Regions from separate parts of the Homo sapiens genome. Here region 1 is linked to region 2. A link is a loop called in an ENCODE intact Hi-C map of the cell type or tissue named here. Cell type or tissue: Calu3. All regions are shown on one strand.

Region 1 (5,000 bases), 550 kb after region 2:
GTGACATTAAACTTGGACCAACATAACTTCTGCTTCTACATTTATAATAATTCCTTAAACATTATCAGGTCAAAAAGCAAGTATTTTATAAAGATTTTTACTTAGAAAACATAAAAACAAAGGAATATTCTCCTTTAATACATGGGAACGTAGCCTTGTATTTGTTACTTTAAAAAAAATGCTGTAGTTTTCAATTTTCTCACCTTGGTATAAGGTTCCTCATCAGCCCCATCTCTTACTATTTCTAGTTTTTTCATGTAGACTTTTTTCCCTCACAAGTGACAAATCTTACTTTTTAACCTCCTGCTAAAAGCCTTAATCATTCTTTGTTCACATTCAATAATGTTTTAAGGTGTACGTCAACCTAGAATTATTTTTCAGTCAGTAATAGCACAAAGTGAGGTATTTTCTCTCTGAGTATTCATGGCAGCTTAAAAAATTGAAATTTAACCTAATAAACATTTTATTACATTGTATGATGAAGGTAATGCATTAGGCAATGTATCATACTTACTTATTATACATGATAACTATAATAATCATAGTTATCAAATAGAAAAATATTTTATCCTAAATTTAGGATATGACCATCCTGTTTTAGATTGTAAATTCTCTGAAAGCAGTTATCATCTTCTATTTTATGTAATTATTTAAAATTCTTATTGTATCACCAAACTGGGTCCCCCCTTAGTTAATAAAACTAAAGTTAAAATAGTATTACAATAAAACCCTTAGACATAGTGATTTTCCTCTACTTTTGTAACTGGTGCATTTAAAAACAATTCAATAAGTGGCTCCCATTCTCCCTATATGTCAATAAAACACACAAGAGTTATTAAATCAGATGACAACTGTACTCAGAATGTATATGGCCTGTGATGTTGTCTACCCATACAGTATGAGTTAAATTAGAATGCTAGATTTTATTCATGTTTTTGTTGTTCAAAAGCAAATTATGTATCATTTCCTAGTTGTATTATTTCAATATCATTAGTTTTGAATATCATTCTTAGTTTAATCAATTACTGAACAAATATTTGACTATCTAAATTATGCCAAATTTGCTGTATTTCCTTTCATTTTATTTGATCATTTTTGAAGTGTTTATGTTAAGGTAATGTATGTGTCTAATGAACTCATTCATTGATCTGTTAATTCCACCAAATATTTATTGAGCACCTAGTATTTTTAATAAATATAGTTTTTCTAATTAAACATTTTTGAGATATTAGGATAATTGTAGATTCACATGCAGCTGTAAGAAATAATACAGTGAGATCTGGTATGCTCATTCATCAGTTTTCCCCAGTGGTAGCTTCTTGCAAAGGTATAGAACAATCTTTTAACCAAGATACTCACATTGATATACTCAAGGTGCAAAACACGTTCATTGCCACAAGATTCCCTCATGTTGCCTTTAGAGTAACGCCTACTTATTTTCATCTTGCTTGCTTCTAATAATGCCTTAACCGCTGGCAACCACGAATGAGATCTCCATTCCTATAATTTCGTCATTTCAAAAATATTATATAAATGGAATCATGCAGTTTGTGACCTTTCTGGATTGGCATTTTCAGTTAGCAAAATTTTCTCGAGATTTATCCAAGAAAACCTCCAATGTTGTTATATCCAGCATTCTTGTTGCATATATCAACAGCGCATTCAACAGCACTGAATAGGATTCCAAGGCAGGGGTATACCACAGTTTAACCATTCACCCATTGAAAAACATCCAGGTTGCTTCCAGCTTATGGCTATTATGAATAAAGTTACTGTATACATGTGTGTACTCATTTTTTATCAACATAAGTTTTCATAACTATGAGATAAATGCTCAAACACTACAATTACTGAACCATACAGTAATTCCCTGTTTAATTTTTTAAGAAACTGCTAAACTGTTTTCCAAAGTAGCTGTAACATTTTACATTCTGACTAGTGATGTTTGAGAGACCTGCCTCTATACATCCTCACCAGCATTTGGTGTTGTCACTATGTTTTATTTTAGCTATTATAATCAGTGTGTAGTGACATCTCATTGTGGTTTTATTATTTTTCAAATGGTTTATGATGCTGGATACCAAACATGTGCTTATTTGCCTCCTGCATATCCTCTTTGGTGAGGTATCTGTTCATATCTTTTAACCATTTCTTGATTGCATTGTTTATTTACTGTGGAGTTTTGAGGGTTCTTTATATATTTTAGATTCAACTTCTTTGCCGGATACATGGTTGACAATTTTTTTCTCCTAGTCTGATGCTTGTTCTTTCATCCTCTTCACATTGGCTTTTCACAGAGCAATTTTTTAAAAATTTTGATGAAGCTAGTTTATCATTTTTTCCCTTGTATAGGTCTCTCTTTTGGTATCAAGTTTAAGAAATTTTTGACTCTCTTATGGTTTTTACTAAATGTTTTATAGTTTTTATTTTTTATATTTAAGCCCATGATCCATTTTGAGTTAAGTTCTGTGCAATATATAAGACTTAGCTCAAGGTTCTTTATCGTTCTCTTTTTACCCATGGGTATCCAATTCTTTAAGCATCATTTGTTGAAACATCCGCCCACCTTCCATTGAATTTCTGTTGCCCTTTTATCAAAAATTAGTCTGGCCCATTTGTGTAGGTCTATACATTAGTTTCCTATTATTCCCATATCCAATTTACCACAAGCTTAGTGGCTTAAACAGCACAAATTCACAACAGTTCTATGTGTTACAAAAATGAAATGGGTTTTACTGGGACTAAAATCAAAGTGTAAACAGGGCTGCATTTCTTCTGGAGGCTGTAAGGGAGAAGCCATTTCCTTGCCTTTTCTCACTTCTAAAAGCTGCCTATATTCCTTGGCTCATTGCTCCTTCCTCTATCCTCAAAGCAGCAGTATAGCATCTTCAAATCTTTCTCTTATTTTGACACTCATGCCTGCTTTTTAGAAAGATGCTCGTGGATTAGGTTGTGAACATCTATGGATGGTTGCTCTTCTGCCTTCCACGTTCTGCCCTCTGGTGCCCAAAGATTCGCACTGCAATGATCAGAACTGCTTATGTTCTCATAATTGTATGACAGTGTGTTGAATTAAAGAGGGAGAGTAAATTTAGGACATAATCCTGAGGAACACCAGCCTTTATAGGACAAACAGAGGAAGAGAATTTATAGTATGTCGGGAGTGGCGGGAAGAAACAAAACAATATAAAGCAAGAGTTTCACAGTGGTAGATTAATAAAGGGAAAAGTTCAGGGGCAGGAGATAGGATCAGCAGTGTCAATATGTATAGCAAGTATCTACTTAAGGGAGAGCAATTACTAACTTAAGCTCACACCACAAGCTTAACCTCAGCAAGTTCAGTTGCATAAAAGTATAGTGTTAGAGGGACAGAGCCAGACTGAACACCGACTAGAAATTGAAATGCAGACACAAAATGTGTGGTCTGTTAAGAGGGTAATTATTTGATGATAATTAACTTTAAATTTTGAAACAGTTGTTTTATCACTTTGTAAAAATGAAGCGAAACACTCTTTTTACTAATTTTTTTCATATAAACAAATAAATATAACAAGTGTATCTCTACCATGTACAAGTTATAGGAAGACATGCCGTGCAATAACATTACTGTGGGCATTAATCAAGAGGTGGCAGTTATTACAGAAAAATAGTTGCAAAGATCCTAAAATATAATGATTAAACTGTCTGCACAAAAGCAAACACCACACACACACACACAAACACACTCTACACCACTGTCATTTGGACATTCTGTATAAAAGCTGTGATTTCAGTAAAAGTTTAAACAGTGATAACTTTGCTATATGGGTGGACTAATATGTGCTTATCAAATAGTTTGCACTGATATAATGCATAACTTCAGATTGTGATTTAAAAATAAGAAAAATAATGCTTTACTCAGAAGCTTATTTTTCTCTCTTGTGTCTAGCTACTTAAAGAGTTTAAAGATGAAGACTGGAACATGGGCGATATAGTATACACGCTCACAAACAGGCGCTACCTTGAAAAGTGCATTGCTTATGCAGAGAGCCATGATCAGGTAAATGAATATGTGCATAAATTCATTTATTTCTCTCTCTCTCTCTTCCTCCTTCCCTCTCCTTAATAACATATTTAAATATAAACATATCGAAATATAAACCTCTGTAGTTACTATAATGTGTGTATGTGTGTGTGTGTATTAATATATATCTTTACAGGAAAACTACGTATATTGGAAAAAATGTTAAATTTGTAGATGGAGAAACTCCAGTTTCAAAATGCAGTAGTATGTTTGTCCTGCCAAACTATAATTAATAGATTATACATTGCAGTTGCAAGTATTATATGTTTTCCCTTGTCATAATGAAGAAAATTGGTGCTGGACCAGGTTTATTTTAGTTTCCGTCTTAGGCTGCCTTCTAGAGGTATTCTTTTATGCTTTTGACAAGCATTCTTCAGTTTTTCCCCTCAGTCACTGAAATCTCCTGCTAATTGACCTCCCTGACCCCTGTTCCATCCAGCCTTAGTCTGTCTTCTCGAATACAGCCTAAGTTATTTTCTAAAGAGGAAAGCTCGTCTTGTCAACCCAGATATACTGGTCGAAGCCTGTAATTCAAAGCCACTCCTATTTTGGCTCAAGCCGGTTTCCAGCATTATTCTCTGCCCAACTCTCCAAGCCTCCTGTTCTTCAATACTTTGAAATCCCTACCCATTCCAAATAGGTCAGCTTTTTCCAATCTTGTGCTTTTCCCCACGCATCTGCATCTGGGAAGTTCCTACTCAGACCTAATTGTCTGGCTCTGACACATTCTATATAAAGCCTTCCTTGGGTCATGTAGGGAAAAATTAGTTGTCCCATCCTCCAAGTTTCCATTATGTTTTAGGAACAGAATTTTTTTTTCATTGTCTTTCTATTTCCAGCCTTTAGCACTGTGACTGATCCTAGTAATCACTTAATAAATATTTTTAAAATGGAGAAAAAAGGTCACTTATTTAAGGTCATATTAATCCTCATACAC
Region 2 (5,000 bases):
ATCCAAATAATTTTAATGTAATTAGGAAAAAACTGAATTATTGAGCCAGTATGAACACATAGCCATTTAGATTAATTCTTGTTCTACTAAAAAAATGAGATAGAAATGTCCACACCAGTTTCATTTCCTTTAGCCTTGTAAGAGAACCAGTATTTTTATAGAATGGGATATTTATGGGGTTGAATTGTATCCCTCTAAAAAAGATATGTTGGTAAATTCCAGCACCTTAGAATGTGACCTTAATTGGAAATACCATCATTGCAGATGTAATTAGTTAAGATGATGTCCCACTGTAGTAGGGTTAACCCTTTAATCAATATAAAGTATCCCTATAAAAGGAAACAGAGACAGAGAGAGTGTGACCATGTGGAGATAGGAAGAGACTGGAGTTATGGGGCCACAAGCCAAGGAAAATCTAGGCTACCAGAAGATAGAAGACGCAAGGAAGCATTCTTCCACAGAAGTTCCAAAGTGAGCATGGCTCTGCCTACACCTTGATTTCTGACTTTTAGCACCCAGAATTGTGGAAGAATGGATTTCTGTTGTTTTAAGCAACCCAGTTTGTAGTAATTTGTTACAGCAGCCCTCAAAAACTAAGATGAGAATGAAGAATTTTCAAAATAAAAAATATTTATAAGTAACAAAAATACATATTAAATTTTAATTTTAAATGTCCATTTTTATACATCTTTTATTTTTATTGGAAGTTTATAATTTCAAAAGCCTTTTGTTGTAGATATTTCAAGACGGTGATAGCAGAATTACGTCTTCAGAGAGTAAAATTGATTAGTATATTCAACTGAATTTATCTCATGCTTTTATAGATTGTATAAAAGCATTTATAGATTTATAAATTTATTTATGTATTTATAGATAGATTGTATCTCATGCTTTTATAGATAGATTTCCCTTCATGAATTCACTCAATTTTCAACATTTCTCCCATCCATATCAGAGATTATTCCCTTATGTTCAGTTGTGTTGATTAACTTCTATTTTTAAAATATTCTTTGCTTTCTTACTGATTATATAAGACAATTTTAAGAAGTTTTGCCCTTGAGAAACTTTTTTCTAAAATTGCATATGCCTTAATTTGTGGATATTTATGTTTATTTATGTATGAATACTGAACAGAAATATGTATTTGTATGTAAATGGTCAATCATATCTATTTGACTTTAAATTTGACCAAAGTTTATTATTGAAATTTAAAATGAAATTGTATGACATATATGTCTCTCTTTGTATTTATCTTTGAAGTAAACTTTGAATTAAAATTTACACAGTATTTGGCCAAGATGGAAAGGAGCTCCATTCTGTGATTATTTCTTTCATTTAATTAAGTGGGCATGAAGCCTTTAGGAAAAAAAAAAAATGCATGTGCATCCAGAACCCTGGCTCTCATTAGAGAAACTAACAGCAGAGCTCTTGAAATGCACCTGAGCCACATGTGTCGCCTTGGACAGCAAACTCTTTTTTTAAAATAATTACAGAATTAATTCCTAACCAAACAATAGATATCTGGCCATCATGAACAAACATTTCAAGGAATTACAGTAATGAAGAAATTATCCAGTATTTGGTCTTGTGTGTGGCTAGTATCTCATCTTGATATTATATGGGAAGGTGGTAGCTGATACATGCAGGAAAATTTAAAAAAACAAATCAACACTGACACCCACATTTTTGACTTATTGCTCTAAAAGTTATTCCAAATTTAGGTAATTTTTTGTCAATCTTTTCAGAGCAGTGACAGAAGATTGAAGTCTGCAGCCTTTTTTGGGGACTTTACATATTCTTTGCTGAGAACATATTGCTTGTGTGGTAGACAGAATGATAGCCCCCTCAAAGACATTCACAGCCTCATCACAGGAACATGTGACTGTGTTATCTTACAGGGCATTTTCACAGATGTGATTAATAAGGACCATGGCATGACGAGATTGTCCTGGATTACTCAGGTGTGTCCTTAAAATGAGTCCTTAAAATTAGATTATCTTTTTAAGGTGTGGTCAGAAAGAGGGAGATGTAACTATGAAAGAATGGCCAGAGAGATGCAACCTTGCTAGCTTTGAAGCTGGAGGAAGGGAACCATGAGCCAAGAAATGCAAGAAGTCTCTAGAAGCTGGAAAAGGCAAGAGAATTATTTTTCTCCTAGAGTCTCTGGGAAGTAACACAGCCCCATTGACACCTTGATTTTAGCCCATGTCAGATCTTCCAACCTATAAAACTGTAAAAGAATACATCTATGTTTTAAGCCACTAAATTTGTGGTAATTTGTTACAACAGTTATAGTAAACCAACGTACCTTTGTGTTATACTTTATTTTTAAATACCTTTTTATTCTTTAGATAGTCTACATAAATTTTAATCACTTACTATCTATTTTGCTGAAGTTAGGGTCGTAGTGACTAGTGTGTACTTGATGAAAATATTATTTTGAGTTCATCCTCCAAAACCTAGTAGGATATAAAAATATTTGGCTATAAAATAGAACAATTGTAAATTATGCACGTAACACTTAATTATGGTGGCAAACACTGCTGGCTCCCAATCGCTTAAAAGCTGAGTTTTAGCCCTTTGAAAAACTCCATTTTAGTGAAGCTGCAAAATATTTTTTTTTTTACTGGGATAATTTCTAAGAAATAAGATACAGTGGCACTGACTGCATTCTGAATTGCTCCTTGGTAACATGGGACTCTATTACACTAAGTGTCCAGCAGGGGCCGCAGTGTGGAACTTTTCCCACCATCCAAACCAGATGAAGTTGGCTGAACCTAAACCTGCTCACGTGTGAGTACATTTCATTTTATCATGGGCAAGCACTTAACATACTGTAGTTCAAAGAGAAATAAAAATTATGTTGTGTATGAGAGGGGTCAGAAAAATAGAATTGGGTGTTGTAAGGTCATCTTTTTTATTTCCCCATATGTTAAGAGAAAATCCTGATCTCAGCATATATTTTACATACTAGTAGGCAAAATCATGGCAGAAGCTGGAAGTAGACAGTGGAGTTCCACCAAACCCATCCTGATTCATTTTAATGCAACCATTAATTGTATTACTTGTATTCCATCCATTATTACAAAAGTGTATATTTCAGGTTCAAATGCTAAACAGAACAGGACACTAGCACAAGATTGTCCTAACCAAACCTGGATTTGTGGTTTGCTCTGACCATGAGCCACTCTACTGCAGAGCCATTTTCAAATGGGAATCCTCAGAAAGGAATAGCTGCATGCTGTGCCCAGGAAGGCTGTGTGCTTCCTACAGTAGAGTGCTGGTAAATGTTTAACAACCAGCTCTCAGGGTAGAGGAGTGAGGTTGGGAAATACGACTTGTAGCATTTGTTAATTTCTGGGTGTAAATATTTCTACCATGAACAATTTCAAGCTACCAAATTAAAGTCACTGAATGTGGAATTGGAAAGAGATGCTCACAATCATTCCTAACAAGCTGGTAGGCGCTGACTCCAGTGCACCACTAGCTGTCTCTAGCTGTGTTCTGGGATTCACACACACAAGGCATGTAGGCAGAGCCATGCATAGCTGGATTCTAAGGATACCAGAAGTGACTATCGTAGACTAGAACTGAGAAGTTCTTCCTTTTTCTCTTGGCATTAACTATAAGTCACAGATTCTAACATGAAGGAGTGGGGAGCTGTTGGGGAACTTTGGAAGTTTATTCAGTTAAAGATTAAAATACTGCATTGTTTTAATGTTATTATAAATTCCTTTAAAAAGTGCAAAATTAGAGATTCACTTACTGGTTTTGTAATTATGCGAATTCAAATTTGGGGAGAGCATAATTTATTAAGGACAAAAAAATCTGGCTAAACAAAGGAACTCAGGATGTGGAAATGAACTTAGAAGGTGTCGAAGGTTCTCTCTCTGCTGTCTAGCATCAATCATTTTAGAATGTTTGAACATTTGAACAACCACTTTGTAATTCATTCTAGTTTTCTTGCAATGGCATTAAATGTTTTTATAAAGTGAGTGTTTTAGTCCATTCCCACACTGCTATAAAGAAATACCTGAAAGTGGTTAACTTATAAAGATTAGAGGTTTAATTAGCTGACAGTTCCACAGAATGTACAGTAAGCACGGCTGGGGGAACCTCAAGAAAGTCACAATTATGGCAGAAGGCAAAGGGGAAGCAGGCACATCTTACATGTCCTGAGCCAGAGGAAAAGAGGTGGCAGGAGGTGCCACACATTTTTAAACAACCACATTTCATGAGAACTCACTATCACGAGACCAGGAAGGGGGAATCTGCCCCCATGATCCAGTCACCTCCCACCAGGCCCCTCATCCAACATTAGGTATTACAACTTGAAATAAGATTTGGGCAGGGACATAAATCTAAACCACATCATTGGGACTTCTAAATTTTAGTTGTGTTTTCTTCAGGGTCAACTGGTGAAACTTTCTCCAATTATTCAATAAGTGGATCACCAATAATCTCCAGTTTTGAAGCTTTTAGCAAACTGTAATGATTGAACAAAAGCTTACAAGGAGAAAGCCATTAAAATGTATTCCACAAAAGCAAAGGAGGAACTGAACACATTAAGAGAATACAAATAGTGAAAACAATTTAATTTTTAAAATTTTGTTTTGTGATTTGTGATATACCAATTCATGAAAATGATTTTTTGATGGAGTTGCTATTTTTTAATTTGAAAATTTACATGCTGAAAAAAGTGGAATAAAATTCAGATTGCCTAAGATATTATAGATGTGAATTTAACAAAACATTTAGATGAATTACAAACAGTGGAAACTTAATATGACACATCCTATCTTTAAAAAATATACTTTGAAAGAAAAGGCTTTTGAATGGAGGCAGAAAGACAGCCTGTGAAAATATTTGTTCTGAAAAATTATAAATTCCAAAATGGAAAGAATTAGAATTGGTAATAGCCTCCATTTAGCAGAACTCTCTCTAAACTTGCATGTACTTCAGTACCTGTAGAAAGAGTATTTCTTCAGTTGAATGAATTA

The links. Peaks named below come from ENCODE experiments on the same cell type or tissue, not always from the same donor. Only the 100,000 strongest peaks of a DNase experiment are listed, where the experiment ranks them.
Region 1: a loop joins it to region 2, with 5 times the contacts of the local background. A loop is called at or near these places in 22 of 110 quality-filtered maps.

Annotation. Positions count from the first base shown.
Region 1 is chr3:81,580,204-81,585,203 of GRCh38, reverse strand. It overlaps GBE1 (1,4-alpha-glucan branching enzyme 1), which reads left to right. Exons shown (of 16, transcript NM_000158.4): 11 at 3,929-4,039. Among named protein-coding and RNA genes, the nearest start is that of GBE1, 180 kb to the left of the region's middle. In Calu3, no CTCF peak of the experiment used is centred here; a DNase peak (open chromatin) is centred at 2,983.
Region 2 is chr3:82,130,914-82,135,913 of GRCh38, reverse strand. All of the region lies in intron 1 of LINC02008 (long intergenic non-protein coding RNA 2008), which reads right to left. Among named protein-coding and RNA genes, the nearest start is that of LINC02008, 150 kb to the right of the region's middle. In Calu3, a CTCF peak has its summit at 2,721 (motif pointing right); a DNase peak (open chromatin) is centred at 2,723.